Regions from separate parts of the Homo sapiens genome. Here all the other regions are linked to region 1. The links are chromatin loops, found by intact Hi-C in ENCODE. Cell type or tissue: Calu3. All regions are shown on one strand.

Region 1 (5,000 bases):
TTCCATGAGCTAAAAGACAAGCCTTGTAGGAGGGATCATTTTCTCATCCCACAGACCATCATTTCTCAGATTCTTAATGACTTCTCTCTACTCCACTCTATTCGGTTTTATATTCCATTGTATTCCTCTTTCTTCAATTAAAAATTGTTCCAAAAAGGGTGAGGTCTAGAATATATGAATGAGTAATCACTCTCTCCTCGGCAGTGCCTGACACACACCTGGCAGAATCATGTGACAGTTCTCCTTCCCTACTGAAGTGTTAGTCCTCTGAGAGCAGGGCTAGACTGTTTCATTTCTGTGTCCATCCTGGTACACTCTGGTGATAAAAATGTGTGTTGAATGCTATATAGGAGCACACTCAAGGATTTGACATGGGTTCTTCAGAAGTCTGTGGTTATGGTCAATTTTCAAATGGAAATTGAAGTGCTTAGCCGAATAGCTGGCATATGGCAAATGTCTGATGAATGGTAATTTCCTACCTATTTAAATCAAAAGCTGTATCACTAGGGATATTTGTTATTATGGAATCTAACACTGAAATTACTTAGTGAATTTACTGGCATAACTTAGTGAATGAAGTGTTACGTGTTTTTGTGATCACAGTATTTCATTGTATGAATTTATTCTGAGTTCTGTGATGGCAATAAGTAGTATTCTTGGTTTGAAACCAGAGTAAGAAGGGGCTTGTGCAGCATTTATAAAATGGTCTGGGACATTTGAGCTAAAATTTCTGCTGGGTTACTCCCAGCCTCAGACTGCTGGAAAGAGAGTTGCCTGAAAAGCTGGATTCTATGTTCCTCACATGAAGGGAGAGGCAGGGTGGGAGGGTTGCCACTGCAGGTTTGCAGAATGCAGAGTGATAAATGAGCAGGTTCTAAGATCATTGGTAATAGGACCACATGCTTGCTTCCCTTTGGCACCCTGCCTCTCCAGCCAGCCTGCAGGAGTGTCTGGCTTGGTGGGCAGCATGGGCTACAGAAAATACCTTCATAAGCCTCCCAGGATGCCCTTCCCTGAGATCTCGAATCCTGCATGTGGTCCAGAGGTAGGTGATGCCCTGCTTAGGAAACAGAAATAAAAGGTTTACCCTGTGTTTTCAGGGATCACCAATAATTAGAAGCCAAGTAGTTGCAATGAGGGGTCTTTCCTTGGGAAAGCAATGTTCTGGAGGCTGAATGAATGACTCAGGAATTGCTAACAGGATTACTGGGGCTTCTGGGCACAGTGGGATGATATCTGGTGATAGAGAGCTTGGGGGTCTCAGAATGGACTGATATATCTGGTTCTTTTCTTTTAGTTTTTTTTTTTTGCCCCTAAAAGATTGGCAAGCTCATGACTCAAGCCATTCACAGAGGGTCATTCTTATCTGTGGTGGGTGTTGCAAATGGGGACAAATAAACCTTTCATCCCAACAGGTAGTTCTGTCTCTCATGCTAACAGGAAGCTGGACCCTTTGAGGATTCTCTATTGCTCTGCATAACTTCTGCTTCTTCAAAATGGAAGGCTTGGCTCCCAGGGGCTCAGGTCCCAGTGCCCTGTTTTTAATTGGCAGAATATCTCCTAAGCCAACAGTGATACATTGTGTCTGTTCCCAGAATGACTTTTATTATAGGTTTCCAGAGCTCTACTCCAGCCCCAACCAGTTCACCTTAGAATAGCCTTTGTAAGATGGAGGAAGGTGGAGGGGGCAGGAAGGAGACAGTCTCCAATAATAGATCTCATCCCTTTAAAATAACCATGACCTGTCACATTAAGTATTAATTGCAAATCTGTTTTAATTTTTAAATAACAGTCAGTTCTTTAAAGATTTACACCGACTCATCTAAGCTCAATAAGATAAAATTTAAAACAGAGGAAGAAGGATCAACTTCTGGGTACCATTCAGTGAGCTAAATTAGTTTCAGGATTTTTTCCCCCCCAAAGAAGTGGAACATTTATTTTTAGGACTTAGATACTTTTTTTTTCTTTTGAAAACTGCTCAGAAGTAGCACAGGTCTATCTTGGGAGGAGGTCTTTCTCCTTTTACTGTTTTCTTGTAGGCAGCAATAGGTTTTAATTTTTGCACCATATAGAGAGAAGGAGATACTTATAACTATAAATCTGGCTCATTGTTGAGGATAAGCTATAAAGGAAGATGTCTGTTGAGTATTTGGAGCATCTGTTTTACTATTAAAAAGTTTCCTTGGTTGTCCTCAGGGCACGAGTTTGGTGCCACCTTGTGGGCAATTGTCAGACGATTATGCATGCTGTTAAAAGAAAACTTGCCCCAAGGCTGCTAATAATGCTTAAAAATATGCTCTGTAAATTAGTGAGATTAAACACACACACACACACACACACACACACACACACACATTCACTCTCTCTCTCTCTCTCACACACAAACACACACACACCCTCAATGATTCTCTCCCACTAGGTTTGCACAGCTTCATCTTAGAAGCAATATTGCTACCTAATTTCAGGAAACACCTGCCTTTATCTTAAGGGATTTTGATACCCTGCTGAGGTACAAGTGCTTTATCACTGGTGGGAAACTTGTCTGGGTGTCTGCATTCATTTTTTAAGCCTGTGTTTTAAACACATTTTAACATTGTTATCTTTATTTAATTTTAAGCTAAATACTAGGTATCTATCAGGATATATCATTTTAATGATAGTATTTAATGCTGTCCTTATCAGAGATAATATAATAAAGTCAAAACAGATTACTCCCAAAATAATATTGGGCATGTTCAGATATGAGAAATCCATGTTAACTTATTTTAAACAAAACATGGATACTGTGTATATATTTACCAAATCATAGGATTTAATTACTTATAATTAATAAGAGAACAAATAAAGTATGCTTTGTGATGCTATTTGCATCAGGATGTCACTTTTATCAATATCTTGGGGTTGTGATTTTGACTCACTTTCACACACTTCTCATAGCACCTCTGAGGTATGTAGACTAATCTTGTTATCCTCGTTTTGTCCGTGCAGATGAGCCCGGAGGCTGTGGTGGCTTGGCCTGGGTCCAAGGCCTGGTAGTGGGAGAGCAGGATTAGATCCAGCTTTCAAGACCACTGGTCTGTTGCTCTTGTCATTAGCTGGTGTTGTCCCTATTGTTTATACCATAGGGTGGGAAATTCAGGAAATGAAAGTTGCGGGGCAGAAGGGAGTTTCAGAGATTCAGGGTGCTGGAGAGAGGGTGGAGTAAGGACAGGGGTGGGAAGAGGGAGAGGGAGAGAGAGAGACATGTCTTCCTGTTGCCAGACATTGGACTTAGGAAACATCTCCTTGATCTTTTTAAAAGGGAAATTGGACCCCTGATTAAATCTTTCTCTTGATTAAAGCTTTTCAAAGGCTCCCTTTGCCTATGTGAAGTCAGAGGCCTTTAAGTGCCTCTCAGCTCCTTTATGACCAGTCTCCCTGGCTTCTCCTGCCAGCCACACCGCACTTCAGCAGTGCCAAAGTATTCTGAGTGTCCTTCCTCCCAGTTCCCTTCATACCTCCCCACCTTAACACAAGCTGCCCCTGTTGCCTTGACTACCCTTACACTTCTCTTTCCCCTGATGAAACCAAAGCATTCCATAGTTCACCTCCTCAGAAACTCTTCCCTAACACTTCCCTCTCATCCTCTAGTCTGGTTAAGGTGCGCCACTTCTGTATGATGGCGCACTCCCATATGCTGTGTGATGATCTGTTGTTACTTCTATTTTCCTGATTCAATTGCGGCTCCCTTAAGAGAAAGACTTGCATGTTATTAACTTTTCTCTTATTAGAATTGAGCACGAGATATGACCCATGTTGTCTCCCATAGCTGGGAGGGACAGAACTGAGGCTAAGTTGTAGAAATCAAGACATCAGAGGTGGAACTGGGGACTCGAGGCTATTGAAACCCTCTCCCTACCTTTGCTGGCCTTTGCTACTCTTGATGCAAGGCACCATTCTCAGGCACTTGTCTTATCTCTGTCCAACTCTCAGCCCTTTTGCCCTCTTCTGTCAGCTTTATTTTGTTCATTTGCAGACATGCTTCCTCCACATGGCTGGTAAAAGTGGCCTCCTGAAGTCCAGACTCATTTTTGTGGCCTGACAGCCTTAGGGAGAAAGTGCTTCTCTCCCTAAATGTCCCAGTGTGGATTTTAAGGAAGGACTTTGGCCCTGATTGGGTCATATTCCCCCCTCAGAACAGTCACTGTATCCTGGCACTTTGTATATGTTGAATGAGTGGTTAATGTGGCATTTCTCCTTGTGTCCTTCATTTCTTGCTTGTGCTAATTATAGGCGTCTTCACTCACTCTTCTTTGTTTTCATGTCTCAAAAGTGACATGATAAAAGACAGGGGCTGACCCTGGGAGTATCCCTTGAGACTGGGATGGAAAGGTTAGACAGTTCTATGAAGGCAATTGCAGGTGGCAGGCCCATCTTCTCACCTCTTCTGTATCCTTCCTGTCTCTCATCCCCCACCAGGATTTTGGCTCAAGTAGACAGGCGGTACAGAAAGGCAGAGCTAACTGCATAGACCACAGTTCTCTGACGTTCCTGAAAAGAGGGCCTGGATTAGATGAGGCAGGCAGGAGTGATTTAAGAGTTGCTTTGTTATTGTGAGATATCACACAGATATAGGAAGTATACAAAACATAAATGTACAGCATAATGAATCAATACAATACACATGTAACCATCACGAAGTAAGGAAACAACCTAAAAGTCTTCTGTGTTCTCCTTTCCTGTCACAACCCCCTACCTCCCCTCAAAGCTAACTGTTACTCTGACTTCATGGTAATCTTCCTTGTTTTTCTTTATTCTTTTACCACCTAAGTATGCATTCTTAAATGCTAGAGTTAATTTGCTTGTTTTTCAACTTTATACAAATGTAACCATCTAGTCATATTCATTTGTGTCTGGCTTCCTTCATTTAGCATTGGATTTGTGAGATTTGTCCCTTTTGTTGAATGTAGCCATGATCTATTAATTTTTTGCACCATGTGGTTGGTATTCTATCATATAAA
Region 2 (5,000 bases), 150 kb before region 1:
GCCAAGTTGCGAATGCAAAGGAAAAGTTCTTGAAGGAAATTAATAGTGTTACTCCAGTGAACATATAAATAAGAGGGTGAACAGCCTTATCACTGATATGGAGAGAGTTTGAGTGGTCTGGATAGAAGATCAAACCAGCCACAACATTTCCTTAAACCAAAACCTAATCCAGGGCAAGGCCCTAACTCTCTTCAATTCTATGAAGGCTGAGAGAAGTAAGGAAGCTGTAGAAGAAAAGTCTGACACCAACGGAGTTTGACTAATGAGGTTTAAGAAAAGAAGCTGTTTCTATAACACGAAAGTGAAAGGTGAAACTGTAAGTGATGGAGAAGCTGCAGCAAGTTTTCTAGAAGATCTAGCTAAGATCATTTGTGAAAGTGGCTACACTAAAAAACAGATTTTCAGTGTAGACAAAACAGACTTCCATTGGAGGAAGATGCCCCCTAGAAATTTCACAGCTAGAGAAGAGAAGTCAATGCCTGGCTTCAGAGCTTCAAAGGACAGGCTGACTCTCTTGTTAGGGGCTAAGTCAGCTGGTGACTTTGAGTTGAAGCCAATGCTTATTTACCATTCTGAAAACCCTAAAGTCCTAAGAATTAAGCTAAATCTACTCTGCCTGTGCTCTACAAATGGAAAACCAAAGCCCGGATGAAGGCATATCTGTTTATAACATGGTTTACTGAATATTTTAAGCCCACTCTTGAGACCTGTTGCTCAGAAAAAAATATTCCTTTCAAAATATTACCACTCATTCACAAAGCATCTGGTTACCCATGAGCTGTGATGGAGATGTGAGGCAGCGCTCCTTTCTTGGGAGCACTAGCTGCAGAGGGTCTGTTCCTGCAGACCCCTGATTTGGTGACGGATGAATAAACATACACTGACACACAGATATTCTGCTTTGCCAGTCCAGCTGAGGGTCCGAGGCCACTCACAGACTCCAAGAAGAGTCCTGTAAAGAATGGCAGGTGTTGCCCTGAACGGTTCGCACTCCAGGCATTTATTTAGTGTAGAATTAACAATGGAAGCTTTGAGTCAACACACTTGTGGATAATTAACATGGTTAAGAGAGTAGTTCTACGAATGATTAAAGCTCAGGTACTGTGGTCTAAAGTAAATACCATTGGGGGCAATTTTCCTGGTAGACCTCTCCCGCCACCCCCCCAGGGCCATCTGGCTCAAAGGTTAGTTAATGGAGGTAGGGTAAACAGACTTAACTGGGGAAGCCTCTATTGTCCCTAGTATTTAACCTATGACTTAATGCTCTAAGGTAAGAACCGGCAGCCTTCAGCCTGTTCAATTATTACAAGCTATGTAACCTTTCAGCCTTCCAGAGAGGTTTGTGACTATTCCCTATAACTTTCCCTAATATTTCCCTTTAATATTTCTGCCACCATCCTGAGTGAATCCCAACAGAGACGTACAAAGGGATTAATGTTTTCCTGCCTGCTAATAATACAATATCCATTCTGTAGCCCATGGATCCAGGAGTAATTTTGACTTTCAAACCTTATTATTTGTAGAAATCCATTCCATAAAGCTATAGTTGCCATAGATAATGATTTCTCCAATGGATCTGGGCAAAATAAATGGAAAATCCTCTGGAAAGGATTCTAGATGTCATTAAGAACATTTATGATTCATGGAAGGAGGCCAAAATAGCAACATGAACAGGAATTCGAAAGAAGTTCACTCCAGCCCTCGTGAATGACATTGAGGGGTTTAAGACTTCCATGGAGGAAGTTATTGCAGATGTGGTGGAATTAGCAAGAGAACTAGAATTAGAAGTGGAGCCTGAAGGTCTGACTGAATTGCTGCAATCTCATGATAAAACTTGAATGGTTTAGGAGTTGATTCTTATGGATGAGCAAAAAAACTTGTTTCTTGAGATGGAATCTACTCCTGGCAAAGATGCTGTGAACATTGTTGCAGTGACAACAAAAGGATTTAGAATGTTACATAAACTTATTTGATAAAGCAGCAGCAGGGTTGGAGGGGATTAACTTTAATTTTGAAAGAAGTTTACTGTAGGTAAAATGCTATCAAACAGCATCACATGCTACAGATAAATCTTTCATGAAAGGAAAAATCAATCAATGCAACAAAGTTCATTGTTGTCTTTTTTAAAGAAATTTCCACAGCCACTCCAACTTTCAGCAACCCCCACCCTGATCTGTCAGCAGCCATCCACACTGAGGCAAGAACCTTCACCAGCAAAGATATTATGACTTGCTAAAGGCTCAGATGATCATTAGCAATTTTTTAGCAATAAAATATTTTAAATTAAGGTATGTACATTTTTCCGGAGACAAGGTCTCACTCTGTTGCCCAGGAAGGAATGCAGTGGCATGATCATAGCTCACTGCAGCCTCAATCTCCCAGGCTCAAGTGATCCCCCTACCTCAGCCTCCTGAGCAGCTGGGACTACAAATGCACAGCACCATGTCCAGCTAATTTTTAATCTTTTTTTTTTTTTTAAAGAAATGAGTTCTCACTGTGTTGCCCAGAGTAGTGTCAAAGTCCTGGGCTCAAGTGATCCTCCCACCCTTGTCTCCCAAAGTGCTGGAATTACAGGTGTGAGCCACTTTGCCAAGTCAGTACATTGTTTTTTGACCTAATGTTATTGCACGCTTAATAGACTACAGTACAGTGCAAATATAACTTTTATATGCACTGCAGAACCAGAGCTATTCTGATACTAGCTTTACTGTGGTTGTCTGGAACCCAACCTGCAATATCTCCGAGGTACACCTGAAATTTTAAAAACAGTTGTGCAATAACTAAAGCAACCACTAGAGGGCTCAACAAAGCGGCTTACCATGCCCTCTAGAGGTGGTGCCAAGAGAGCTGTCCAGGTGCTGAAGTGTGTAGAAAGGTTGCTCACTGGAGTGACACTAGGGAATCTAGAATGTGCCTTGGAGATTCCACTGCACAGCTCTGTGGGCTGGAAACCGATTGGTGTTAGGTGTCAGGCGAGAGTACAGAACTGCTCTGAATTCTTTAGTCCTTTCTATTATTCCAACATGAATCAAACCTAGCATGTCGGGGCAGGGTAAGCAAGTGATAGTATTTTGATATGCTTCTCACCCAAGAAAAGAAATGACACTTTGCAATCAAACCTGGTGATGGTGGAAGCCCAGTCAAGGTGAAAGCTTCAGCTAGCAATAGAGACTGATAATTTTTACCTAGTTCTCAAATGGTTGCGAAAGGATGTGGTCTAGGAAGAGAAGATAATATGTTTTTTATTGTTTGTTTTTAACTTCTTTTTTTTAAGATACAAGGTCCCACTCTGTCACCCAGGCTGGAGTCCAGTAGCACAATCACAGTTTACTGCAGCCTCCAACTCCTAGGCTCAAGCTATCCTCCTGCCTCAGCCTCCTGGGTGGCTAAGACTACAGGCATGCATCACCATACTTGGCTAATCTTTAAAATCTTTTTTATAGAAATGGGGTCTCACTGTGTTTCCCAGGCTGGCCTCAAACTACTGGCCTCAAGTGATCCTCCTTCCTCAGCCTCCCAAAGTGCTGGGATTACAGGCATGATCCACTGCACCTGGCCTGAGATTTTTTTTTTTGTTTTAAAGATTTATTGCCTGAATTAACTTAAAAAACCTAAACTTTAAAGTCTGTTGTCACATAGTTTGTAAACAATAGCAAGGCCCTTCATCTCTTCATCTTACTATTTTATAAAAGATTATACATTCAAATGTAAAAATAAGAAATCTATAAAAATGAAAATTATCTACGTTGCCCAAATTTTCTGAAGGATTGGGCAAATAAGTATGGATGTATATTACTCCTGAGGGTTTTAATTGTTGCAACCTTTTAGAGGGCAATTTGGCAGAATCTATCAAAATATCAATAGGTATTCTTGTTTTTTTTTTTTTAATACAGAGCCTCACTTTGTCACCCAGGCTGGAGTGCAGTGGTGCAATCACAGCTCACTGCAGCCTTGACCTCCTGGGTTCAAGGAATCCTCCCATCTCAGTTTCCCAAGCAGCTGGGACTACAGGCATGTGCCACCACACCCAGCCATTTTTTTTTTTTTTAAGATATGGGGTCTTGCCATGTTGCCCAGGCTGGTCTCAAACTCCTGGGCTCAAGTGATCCTCTCACCTCTGTCTCCCAAAGTGCTGAGATTACAGGTGTGAGCCACTGTGTCTGACCTGGGTATTCTTTTTGACCCGGCAAAACTATGTTAGAAATTTAACTTAAAGAAGTATAAATAAATATGAAGCATCTTTTTATTACAATCATGCAGAAATTATACCACTGATGTTATGGTAAAAAAATTAGAACCAATGTAAATGTTATCAGTAGGAGATAAGTTGTGGTTCAGCAATTACTATGCAGTCATTCAGAACATTGATTTATATGAATAGGCAAGGAAACATATCCACAATATTTTGTTGGATTAAAAAATATAGGGCAGAGAATGGTATGCATAGTATAATCTATTGAGGCAAATACATTTGTAGATGTATGCACAGAAGAATCTAGAAGGCCATACACTAAAGTATTAACATTAGGTTTTATTGAAAGACTGATCTACCAGGGGAAAGTGGAGGGCCTTTTCACTGTTTGGTACACATTTGTATCATACAATAGGCATGTACTATTTATACTTTTAAAAAGATAAAAAGGAACTGTGTAAACCAAAATATTGAGGCAGGGAATATTACTATTCCCTGTGTCTGTATCCTTTTAAATTTTTATTCCTTTCCGTTTTATATTTAACACCACTAGATAATTTGATTCTTTTTATTTTATCCTTCTGGTTGCCAGCCAAGGACTTTATTAGAATATTTTTTAAAAGTGAGATGGGGCCAGGCATGGTGGCTCATGCTTGTAATCCCAGCACTTTAGGTGGCTGAGGTGGGCAGATCACCTGAGGTCGGGAGTTCGAGACCAGCCTGAACAACATGGTGAAACCCTGTCTCTACTAAAAATAGAAAAATTAGCCGAGTGTGGTGGCTCATGCCTGTAATCCCAGCTATGTGG
Region 3 (5,000 bases), 210 kb before region 1:
TTGTGGTAATTTGTTAAAGTAATAATACAACTAATGCATATACAGTCATGTGCCACATAACCACATTTCAGTCAACGACGACCCTCATATACGGTGGTGGTCAGAGCAATAGTGATACAAGATAGCCTAGGCGTGCAACAGGCTGTGTCATCTAAGTTTGTGTAAGTACACTCTATGATGTTCACACAATGACAAAATCACCTAAAAGGCATTTCTCAGAATGTATTCCCATCATTAAGGGACATATGACTGTACTTGTTCCATGAAGCACCCCTCCTTTCCAGTACAGTACCCAACAAGAGTTGAGACCGTAGCTCTAATTGAAATCTATAGAGATGAACAAATTATGGGATTTGCTTTTGAGTTTTGAATGGCTTGGAGTTCTCCAGCTTTCCTTGTCTCCCATTTCTTGCACCACCCACACACACATACCACCTCATGCACAGAAACCCGACTCAGAAAGATGCAGTCTGTCACCAATATGTCTAAGATTTCTGTTTAGCAATACCATCTGAGATGGCTTTCTCTGGGGTCCTTTAACCTAGACCTTGCAGGCTCCTCTGTGGCGCTATCTTCTGTTTTCTTTCTAGCCTGCCTGATATACATTTAAAGTAGTTTATTTTTTTTTTGAGACGGAGTTTCACTCTTGTCACCCAGACTGGAGGGCAATGGCATGATCTCTGTTTACTGCAACCTCTTGGGTTCAAGTGATTCTCCTGCCTCAGCCTCCTGAGTAGCTGGGATTACAGGCACCCACCACCACGCCTGGCTAATTTTTGTATTTTTAGTAGAGATGGGGTTTCACCGTGTTAGCCAGGATGGCCTCAAACTCCTGACCTCAGGTGATCCTCCCACCTTGGCCTCCCAAAGTGCTGGGATTACAGGCGTGAGCCACCGTGTCTGGACTTAAACTAGTTCATTCTTACATAAAAGTGTTGAAGGAGATGGGGAACTGGATTGCAGATGGTGTGGTGTCTCTGGCTCAATATTTTTCCTCCTGGAATTGTCTCTATTCAGGTTCATTATTAGAAGGGCAGTTACATGATAAGACCAAAAGAAAGAGGTTTAAGTTATAGTTAGCTAGAGTGGTCAGATACTGGGGAGAATTGCAGTAAGAGCATTTTCATCGTTTGTAGAGGGATATACTGCTGCATCTCATGACTGACTCCCCAGTTTTGTTTTCTAGCATCCATGGCCCCTGCTCTTCTCCCAGGCCCTACTTCTGACTGCTCAACCTCTCTCTTACCTCCCTTGAACTCTTATTTCTGTAGGGATTGTAAGGGTGGGTCTGAAACTCCCAGTTTCTACTTCTCTCCTCACCTATGCAGTCTCCTGTTGCAGCTGCCAGTTCTCGCATGGCTGTGTGGAATCACCTCGAATGCAGCAGAGGCAATGCTACATTGTACTGTCCTTTCCCAACATGACTCTTGTGGTTCCATTTCCCTTCATTCTGTCAATGGCACAGTGGCTTTTGTAGGCCCTAGAAATCCATCTTTATGTCCCGTATCCCCTGATGCTCCAGCTGTGACAGTCTACTTACTCTTCCCCAAATATACTTACTATCCTCTCTCATTTCTGTGTCTCTTCTTCAGCTTTCCCTTTATGTAGAATACTTTTCTCCCCACATGAACCTGTAATGTGACAATGGGGGCTTATAATTTACATATTACCATAGACATACCAAAGAAAGGGAACACCAATCACTTAGCGGCAACCAAGGAGAGATCATCTGGGCATCTCTGAATCTTAAATTTGGGAAAAAATCCTCCTGGGAATAACAGGACTGTTTTGGAATAGAGCTCTCTCCACTAATTTTCCAGGGTGAAGTTGCTAGCATAGAAACTTCTTCACTGGTCAACCTTAGTAAAGCACACAGAAGTAAAAGGTGAACACATTTACCTATTAGATGTGCATATTTGCCTGTGAAAGGCTTTCCCAGTGATAAACATGACAACCATGAGGGTAATTTCCTTGGGTGGGAGTGGTGACAATGAGACCAGGGAGACAAACCCAGCAAGTATCAATGGCATTGGTAATATTCATTTTTTAGTAAAGATGGTGGAAACATAAATTTTGTTATATTATTCTCTATTCATTTTTGTGTCCCTGAAATATGTCATGTTAAAACACACAAACACATACAATTTCTCCCCACACTGCTAATACAAGTTGAAATAAATAACTGCTAGTACTTATTTTCCCCTGCATTCATTTTCCAAGAAGCAAAGTAATACGGGTTTTCAATATAATTTTTTTGCATTTCTTAAACCCGGTTTATGTGGGTGATGTTAAACCTAATCTTGACACAGCAGATGGCAGTGTGGGTCCAGCTTTATATACAACAATACCATATGGACGTTTTAACAGATGAGATTTATTTTAGTTGAATAATCATGGTTTTAAATGGTTAACACAGAAAATATAAAATTCTAGAAAATCATGACTCTCTTCCTGAAGACTTAGAGACACATTTTCTGATTATATTAAGCTTATTAAAAAATACTTCCTTAATAAATCTAAAGCTAATTCTTAAGCAGAAATAGGAATCATCATCTCCAAAGAGATTTTCACAATATTTGAGTAATTGTATAAACTAGTACTTGAAGTTTGACTTTTGCAAATAAGCCCCCTTACATAAAATTACTTAAGAATCTTCACATTTTATTTATTTATTTCTTTTCTTTTCTTTTCTTTGTTTTTTTTTGAGATGGAGTCTCACTCTGTTGCCCAGGCTGGAGTGCAGTGATGTGGTCTTGGCTCACTGCAACCTTCGCCTCCTGGGTTCAAGCTATTCTCATGCCTCAGCCCCTGAGCAGCTGGGATTATGGGCATGCGTTACCATGTCTGGCTAATTTTTGTATTTTTAGTAGAGACGGGGTTTCACCATGTTGGCCAGGCTGGTCTCAAACTCCTGGCCTCAGGTGATCTGCCCACCTTGGCCTCCCAGAGTGCTGGGATTATAGGTGTGAGCCACCACACCTGGCCAAGAATCTCATGCTTTATTACTGTGGTATAAGATAACATTTTTGCCAAGGCTTAAAAAAAAAACACACACAAAGAAAAATTTAAATAAATTTTTACTTAAGAACTAGAGGTATGAAGTTTTGCCAGTACCTTTTCTTCACATTCCCCCACTGCTTTCCTAAATTCCTTTGAATCTCCTGCTTTCCTCGCATTACCAAGAGCTAGTAGTACAGCAAGGTGGAGAAGAATGCAGGCTCTGATTAAATAGACCCAGATTCAAATTCCTGACTTGCTGCTAACTTTGCTGTGTGGTCCGGGGGAAGTTCATTGGCCTCTCTAAGTCTCAGTTTCTTTCCCCATAAAATGGGGATAATATTAGAATTTGGCATTTAGGGTTTTTGGAGAGTTAAATGTGAAAATGTGTTCACACTATTACTACAGATGCCTGTTCTTGAGGATTTCCAGGTGCCAATCTCATTATTCTCCTCTTGTATGTATTCTCTCTCTTTCTCTGCCCTTCTACAGAATGTGGAAAAACACCTGTCACCAGACATCCTTCTTTCCCAGCCTTTGGAAAAATGTGTCTCCGATATGCTGCCCCTTGTTAGGCCCTGATTGTTTCTTCTTTCTTTCTTTCCTCTTTCCCATTCTGAAACTCCACTTCTGTCTCATTTTGCTCACCAGTGTTCAGCTTTATTGACTCTGAATTTCCACAGAAATTAGTGACAGGCCTTGTTTACTCCTTCCCCACTGGGGACACAGCCATCTTCTCTTCGGGTCCACCCACCTTTCCTATCGTTCCCTGGGAAAGGCTCAACAGAACTGAAAACTCCTTGCTTCAACTAGAAGATTCAGCAGATGGGCTTTTCTCCCAATGTTAGAAATATTTGAAAATGCGCCGCTTTAGAAAGATACTTAAAAGTATTAAATCATATAATTTTCAATCTTTTGGGAAGACTTTTGTGACAGTTTAATTTTGTATTTTATGTTGTACTGTTGGAAGGGAATGCATCTATTTTTGAAAGTGTCATTAATTTTCCTAGACTACAAAATAACAAAATAGATCACAGCAAGAATTATCTAACTTTCTTTCTTTCTTTCTTTTTGAGATAGGGTCTAGCCCTGTCACCCAGGCTGAAATGAAGTGGCATGATCATGGCTTACTGCAGCTTTGACCTCCCAGGATCAAGTGATCCTTCCTACTCAGCCTCCTGTGTAGCTGGGACTACAGGCATATGTCACCATGCCAGGCTAATTTTCTAATTTTTTGTAGAGACAGCGTCTCACTATGTTTCCTGGGTTGGTATCAAACTCTTGGGCTCAAGTGATCTTCTTGCTTTGGCCTCCCAAAGTGTTGGGATTACAGAGGCGAGCCACCACTCCCAGCCCCCAACTTTATTTCTACAGAGGTTCACTGGATAGAAACAAAAATTGTAATCATGATATTCTTGAACAGACAACAAAATAACCAATTGATTGATTGTTTTAGTAATAATAAACTGAAATAAGTTCCTGTTTATTGAGTACTTGTTATATTTGACATAGAACTAAGAATTTTAAAAGTGTCTCAAACTATTCTTAAACAAATGAAAACTCTGTTGTAGATATTAGTATTTTCTCCATCTTACAGAAGACAAAACTGAGGCTTAGAGAAGTAAAATACCTTGATTAAGTCAGACGGTGAGTAATGGTAGAGTCAAATTAGTCTACCGGGCTGGGCGCGGTGGCTCACGCCTGTAATCCCAGCACTTTGGGAGGCTGAGACGGGTGGATCACGAGGTCAGGAGTTCAAGACCAGCCTGGCCAAGATACTGAAACCCTGTCTCTAGTAAAAATACAAAAATTAGCCAGGCATGATGGCACACACCTGTAATCCCAGCTACTTGGGAGGCTGAGGCAGGAGAATTGCTTGAAACCGGGTGGCAGAGGTTGCAGTGAGCCAAGATCGTGCCACTGCATTCCAGCCTGGGTGACAGAGCAAGACTCTGTCTCAAAAAAAAAAAAAAAAAGAAAAAAAGTCTATCTCTGAAGTCTAA
Region 4 (5,000 bases), 110 kb before region 1:
GGTTGTGGAGGGGCACATATGTGTGACGTTACAGATCAGGTGTCAGCAAACTACTACCTGTGGGCCAAATCCAACTACCACTTTTTTTTTTTTTTTTTTGAGATGGAGTCTCGCTCTGTTGCCCAGGCTGGAGTGCAGTGGCACAATCTCGGCTGACTGCAAGCTCTGCCTCCTGGGTTCACGCCATTCTCCTGCCTCAGCCTCCCGAGTAGCTGGGACTACAGGCGCCTGCCACCACGCCTGGCTAATGTTTTGTATTTTTTGTAGAGATGGGGTTTCACCGTGTTAATCAGGATGGTCTCGATCTCCTGACCTTGTGATCCACCTGCCTTGGCCTCCCAAAGTGCTGGAATTACAGGTGTGAGCCACCGCGCCCGGCCAACTACCACTTGTTTTTATAAATAAAATTTTACTGGAACACAGCCATGCCTATTTGGTTTCAAATTGTCTACGGCTGCTTTTGGGCTGAAATGGCAGAGTTGAGTAGTTATGACAGAGATCAAGTGGCCCACAAAACCTAAAATGTGTACTGTTTGGCCTTTTACAGAGAAAGCCTGTGGACCCCTGGTATAGCTGGAGCAAGCCTAGCTTGCATGCTGCAGAGTTCATGTGTATGAGGCCCGTGGGGTATGGTTGGGCCAGAGGTGGGGAGAAAGGGTGTTGGCGGAGGTGTGGGGGGCAGGCCTTCCTCCGGCCACAATGTTTTGGTGGAATTCTGAGGAGTCTAAGTATTCTAAGTTCAAAATTCAGATCTCACCTTCCCCATCTCTGTATTCAAGGTAGGAAGGTAGAATGTATTTTGTTTACCAGTTTGTTAGCTCAGTTTATAACTTTAAATGTATAGGCACATGGTATCTGGGCATCCATTTGTACTCTTGCCATGGGCTCTAAGAGTGTTAGCACCAATGTAAAAACCTGGGTTGCAGTGTAGGGGTTTATAATAGGAGGGAAGAGAGACCCCAACAAGGAATTGCACATATTAATATGAAATTCTAAGGTATGGAAGTGCTTTTGGGTCATATACGGATTACTGGACATGAGAGAGGCTTTGGGGATGCTGATAATGTTCTAAGTCTTGGTCTAGACAGTGGTAACACAGGTGTGCTCACTATATAAAAATTAACCGGTGCAGGCTGGGCATAGTGGCTCACACCTGTAATCCTAGCACTTTGGGAGGCCGAGGCGGGTGGATCACTTGAGGTCAGGAGTTCGAGACCAGCCTGAACAAAATGTCAAAGCCCCATCTGTACTAAAAATACAAAAATTCCCTGGGCTTGGTGGTGGGCACCTGTAATCGCAGCTACTCGAGAGGCTGAGGCAGGAGAATCGCTTGAACTCAGGAGGCAGAGGTTGCAGTGAGCCGAGATCACACCACTGCACTCCAGCCTGGGTGGCAGAGCGAGACTCTGTCTCAAAAAAAAAAATCAATTAACGTGTGCAATTAAGGTCTACCTTCATCATGTATATGTTCTGCTTTAATAAAGTTTATAAAAATAAATGAAAAGAGAATATATTAAAATTAAATATTAAATGTAAATAATATAATCTCTATATTTTATAAATATTGTAACAGATATACTAAGATTAGTATATTACAATATATTGCAAATAAACAACCCTTGCTCCCAGTTTCATTTGTCCAAATTAAATCCAAAATGCTGGAACCCATGTGCCAGTTTAGCTGGAAGTTCCGAATCTCTCCACTAGACCGCCTTCCCAACCTTCCCCACTTCTCGTCTCCCTCTCTTTCCTCTCCTCCCCGCTGCTTCGGGCTTACACAGCCCCAGAGCGAGCGGGATATGGATATAAATCCCACATCCAAATCTGGAAATCAATCTGTCCGACCAGCCCATCACATGATTACATCTTGATGCCACAAGGTGTCGCTGTTGAGGCTGTTCTCCCTCGGACTGAAAGATGCTGTGCGTGCCCTCTGTGGTCCCCACTCTGTGGTCCTGCAAGGGAAGGCCAACCCAGTCCCCCGTGGCCAAGCTCAGACACAGTGTGCCATGTGGGGGTGTAGCGGATGCTATTGGTGCCCCACCCGCATCTCCTCAGCACTCATGGCCTGTATGGGAACATGAGGGCTTTCTCTTTGGCTTCACTTGGGAGTGCCAGGGAGCATCCCTCAGCCCATGATGGAGTTTCTTGCCCTTCCGGAGGCGCACCTATGAGGCCGGTTCTCCACTGTTTCTCGAAGCTCTTTCCAGTTGCTTGCAGCAGAAACCTTCTTGAAAATGCACTCTCGGCCGGGTGTGGTGGCTCACGCCTGTAATCCCAGCACTTTGGGAGGCTGAGGCCGGAGGATCACTTGAGGTCAGGAGTTCGAGACCAGCCTGGCTAACATGGTGAAACTCTGTCCCTACCCCAAAATACAAAAATTAGCCGGGTGTGGTGATGCGCGCCTGTAATCCCAGCTACTCGGGAGGCTGAGGCAGGAGAATGGCGTGAACCTGGGAGTTGGAGGGTGCAGTGAGCCGAGATTGTGCCAGTGCCCTCCAGTCTGGGAGTCAGAGGGAGACCCCGTCTCAAAAAAAAAAAAAAGAAAGAAAAAAAAAAAAAGAAGAAAATGCGCCCTCTATTGACTTCCTTGACTTCCTTGTTTTAGTTCCAAATTGTCCTCTCAGTACTTTCTGGGAATACCTTATAAATGAACCTCCTACACCCACATCCTTGTCTCAGCATCTGCCGGTGGGGAACCCCAACTAGGACATATAGCCTTCCTCATGAGTTACAACCCTGTGCACAGTTTTGTGCCCCACTGTACAGGCTCCATACAGCATGCGAGGTCTCCAGAAGCTTCTAGCCTTACCCACACACTTTGTCAATAGGGGCTTCTCCATGGCTACTGGGTCACATGTCCTGAGTCCCAATCACCAGCCTGGACTTCTATCTTGAAGTAATTATTTAATTTCTGGGAACTCTAAGTCTGGTGGAGCTATGCTAATTCCTTCCCATAGATCTCACTTACTCTGAATCCTGGGCACCTAAGACTGGGGTGTCAGTGACTTCCCTCCGTGAATGTTCCCGGATCATTGTGCATAAAGACACCTACAAGATTTCACATTTTCCAAACCAGGGATCTGAGGAGGGACAGCCTCAGTTGGGTTATGAAGGGTTTCCTTACACCTTCACCAGAGGATTCAGGCTACCTAGTCTAACTCTACTTTAACCTAAACAAGAGGGCCATTGAGATGACCCTTGGCCAGTCAGCTTCTCTTATAAAAAGAAAAAAGATAGCATGTCTTTCACATCATGAAAAAAAAAAAGCATTACGCTTTGAGAGAATGTAACTGAGAGACCTGATTTGAATGGGATAGATCTTGTAGAGGGTATGCTATTGAAACTATCATGTAAGTGATGGAATAGGAAATAATAGGAATTAGCCCTGCAAAGAGAACAGCAGGAGTGAAGGCTCTGAGACAGGAAGGGACTTGATGCATTGGAGCAGCAGGAAGAAGACCCTGTCAGAGTCTTTGAAGGAGAGAGTGGCAAGAGGGGAGGCGGGGGCTGTTGGCTGTACTCAGATCCTGCAGGGCCTCAGGCCATGGGAAGCGTTTTGGTTTTGTCCACAGAGCAATAGGAAGCTTTAAAAGGGTTTTAAGTGGGTAAGGGGAGATATTTTATAATCGTAATTGTATCTTAAAACAGTTTAGCTGATATTTTGGAAATAAGAGTAGAGGACGATAAGAGGAGAAGCTTTAGGAGGTATGAAGTAGCTTATGCAAGAGTCACATTGGTTCAAGAGGAGTGGAAACAACGGAGAAGATTCAAGAGCAATTTTGGAGGTAGAATTAATAAGATTTGGTAAAGAACTTGAAGTGGGTGGTAAAAGAATGAATTGTAAAAGAATGAATTGTTTAAGACCTTATATGTGAGTAGAGTGGTAAAAAATGTAAATACCTATTGGGGGAAGCAGGCAGGAAAGGAATCAGACTGAATATAAGATAATGGGAGTGGAGGAGACTGTGGCAAACTGGAGGGTACATGTCCTCTCTTGAAGGGGCAGCTGCTGGTTGCTCCAACCAGTTATTGCCATGTAGAAAGGTGAGCCTGACATTGTCAGATTTTCAGATTTTTAAGGAAGCATCAGAATCTGGATTTTAATATGAACTGTCTATCTTTCTATGTTGGCAACTATTAATAGAAATTCTAAACAACACTGTGCTAGCTATACACAGCACATCTGCAGGTAACATCTGGCTCCTGGGTGGCCACTGCTTGTTTGAGATCTGTTTTCCATTGTGTCTTCCTTTAGAAAGGTTTTTAGAATTAGTAGTCTGTGACACAGAATTTTGGAAAAGTTAGGGATGCTGATTAGAAAAAAAAGGATATTTTAAGTTGGCAAAATCTTGGGAGATACTGATGATCTCAGCTCACACGGTCTGTCAGCAGGCCTCAGGTGATGGGCTGAGGCGGAGATCTGTGGAAATAAACTTAACCTAATTTAGAGCAGATAGCAGGAAGTGCTTTTGTCTTAAAATAGACTGTTCCAGACCATGATAGTCTGAGATACTTGAGTTAGACAGGAATCAAGGTTCTCCCCTGCTTTTTCCCTTCTGAGCTTATAGTTCAAGAGTCCTTAAGCCTTTTAAGAGAGTGAGTGGATGACTGTATATCTTATTTATGAATTCCTATGCAATTAGAGAAAGCATTCTTATAGGTTCATAAAGCCATCTTTTATTTTATTTTGTTTGAGCCATAAGCGGAACTTACCCTTGGACTTTGAATTTTATTCATGAGTTTCTTTTAAAGTGAAGGGTGTTGCGCAACTAATTTTTTTGGTGTTATAATTTTTTTTGATGTCAGCAACATTTATTTGTTTCTGTACACAGTTTGACCTAATTAATAATTTACCCTTCTTACAGTTGCACATCACAAACATATAAGATTGGCAGGTATTGGCGGGGCGTGGTGGCTCACGCCTGTAATCCCAGCACTTTGGGAAGCCAAGGCCAGCAGATCACGAGGTCAGGAGATCGAGACCATCCTGGCTAACA

Evidence for each region. Hi-C counts contacts between places; a loop is a spot of excess contacts. Peaks named below come from ENCODE experiments on the same cell type or tissue, not always from the same donor. Only the 100,000 strongest peaks of a DNase experiment are listed, where the experiment ranks them.
Region 2: a loop joins it to region 1, with 12 times the contacts of the local background. A loop is called at or near these places in 40 of 110 quality-filtered maps.
Region 3: a loop joins it to region 1, with 14 times the contacts of the local background. A loop is called at or near these places in 10 of 110 quality-filtered maps.
Region 4: it touches region 1 in a loop (12-fold over the local background); 44 of 110 quality-filtered maps call a loop at or near these places.

Annotation. Positions count from the first base shown.
Region 1 is chr3:56,337,898-56,342,897 of GRCh38, reverse strand. All of the region lies in intron 2 of ERC2 (ELKS/RAB6-interacting/CAST family member 2), which reads left to right. Among named protein-coding and RNA genes, the nearest start is that of ERC2, 130 kb to the left of the region's middle. In Calu3, no CTCF peak of the experiment used is centred here; a DNase peak (open chromatin) is centred at 2,217.
Region 2 is chr3:56,492,704-56,497,703 of GRCh38, reverse strand. No RefSeq gene overlaps it. Among named protein-coding and RNA genes, the nearest start is that of ERC2, 27 kb to the right of the region's middle. In Calu3, a CTCF peak has its summit at 2,809 (motif pointing right); a DNase peak (open chromatin) is centred at 2,833.
Region 3 is chr3:56,545,004-56,550,003 of GRCh38, reverse strand. No RefSeq gene overlaps it. Among named protein-coding and RNA genes, the nearest start is that of CCDC66, 9.7 kb to the left of the region's middle. In Calu3, no CTCF peak of the experiment used is centred here; no DNase peak of the experiment used is centred here.
Region 4 is chr3:56,444,174-56,449,173 of GRCh38, reverse strand. All of the region lies in intron 1 of ERC2 (ELKS/RAB6-interacting/CAST family member 2), which reads left to right. Among named protein-coding and RNA genes, the nearest start is that of ERC2, 22 kb to the left of the region's middle. In Calu3, a CTCF peak has its summit at 1,900 (motif pointing right); a DNase peak (open chromatin) is centred at 1,893.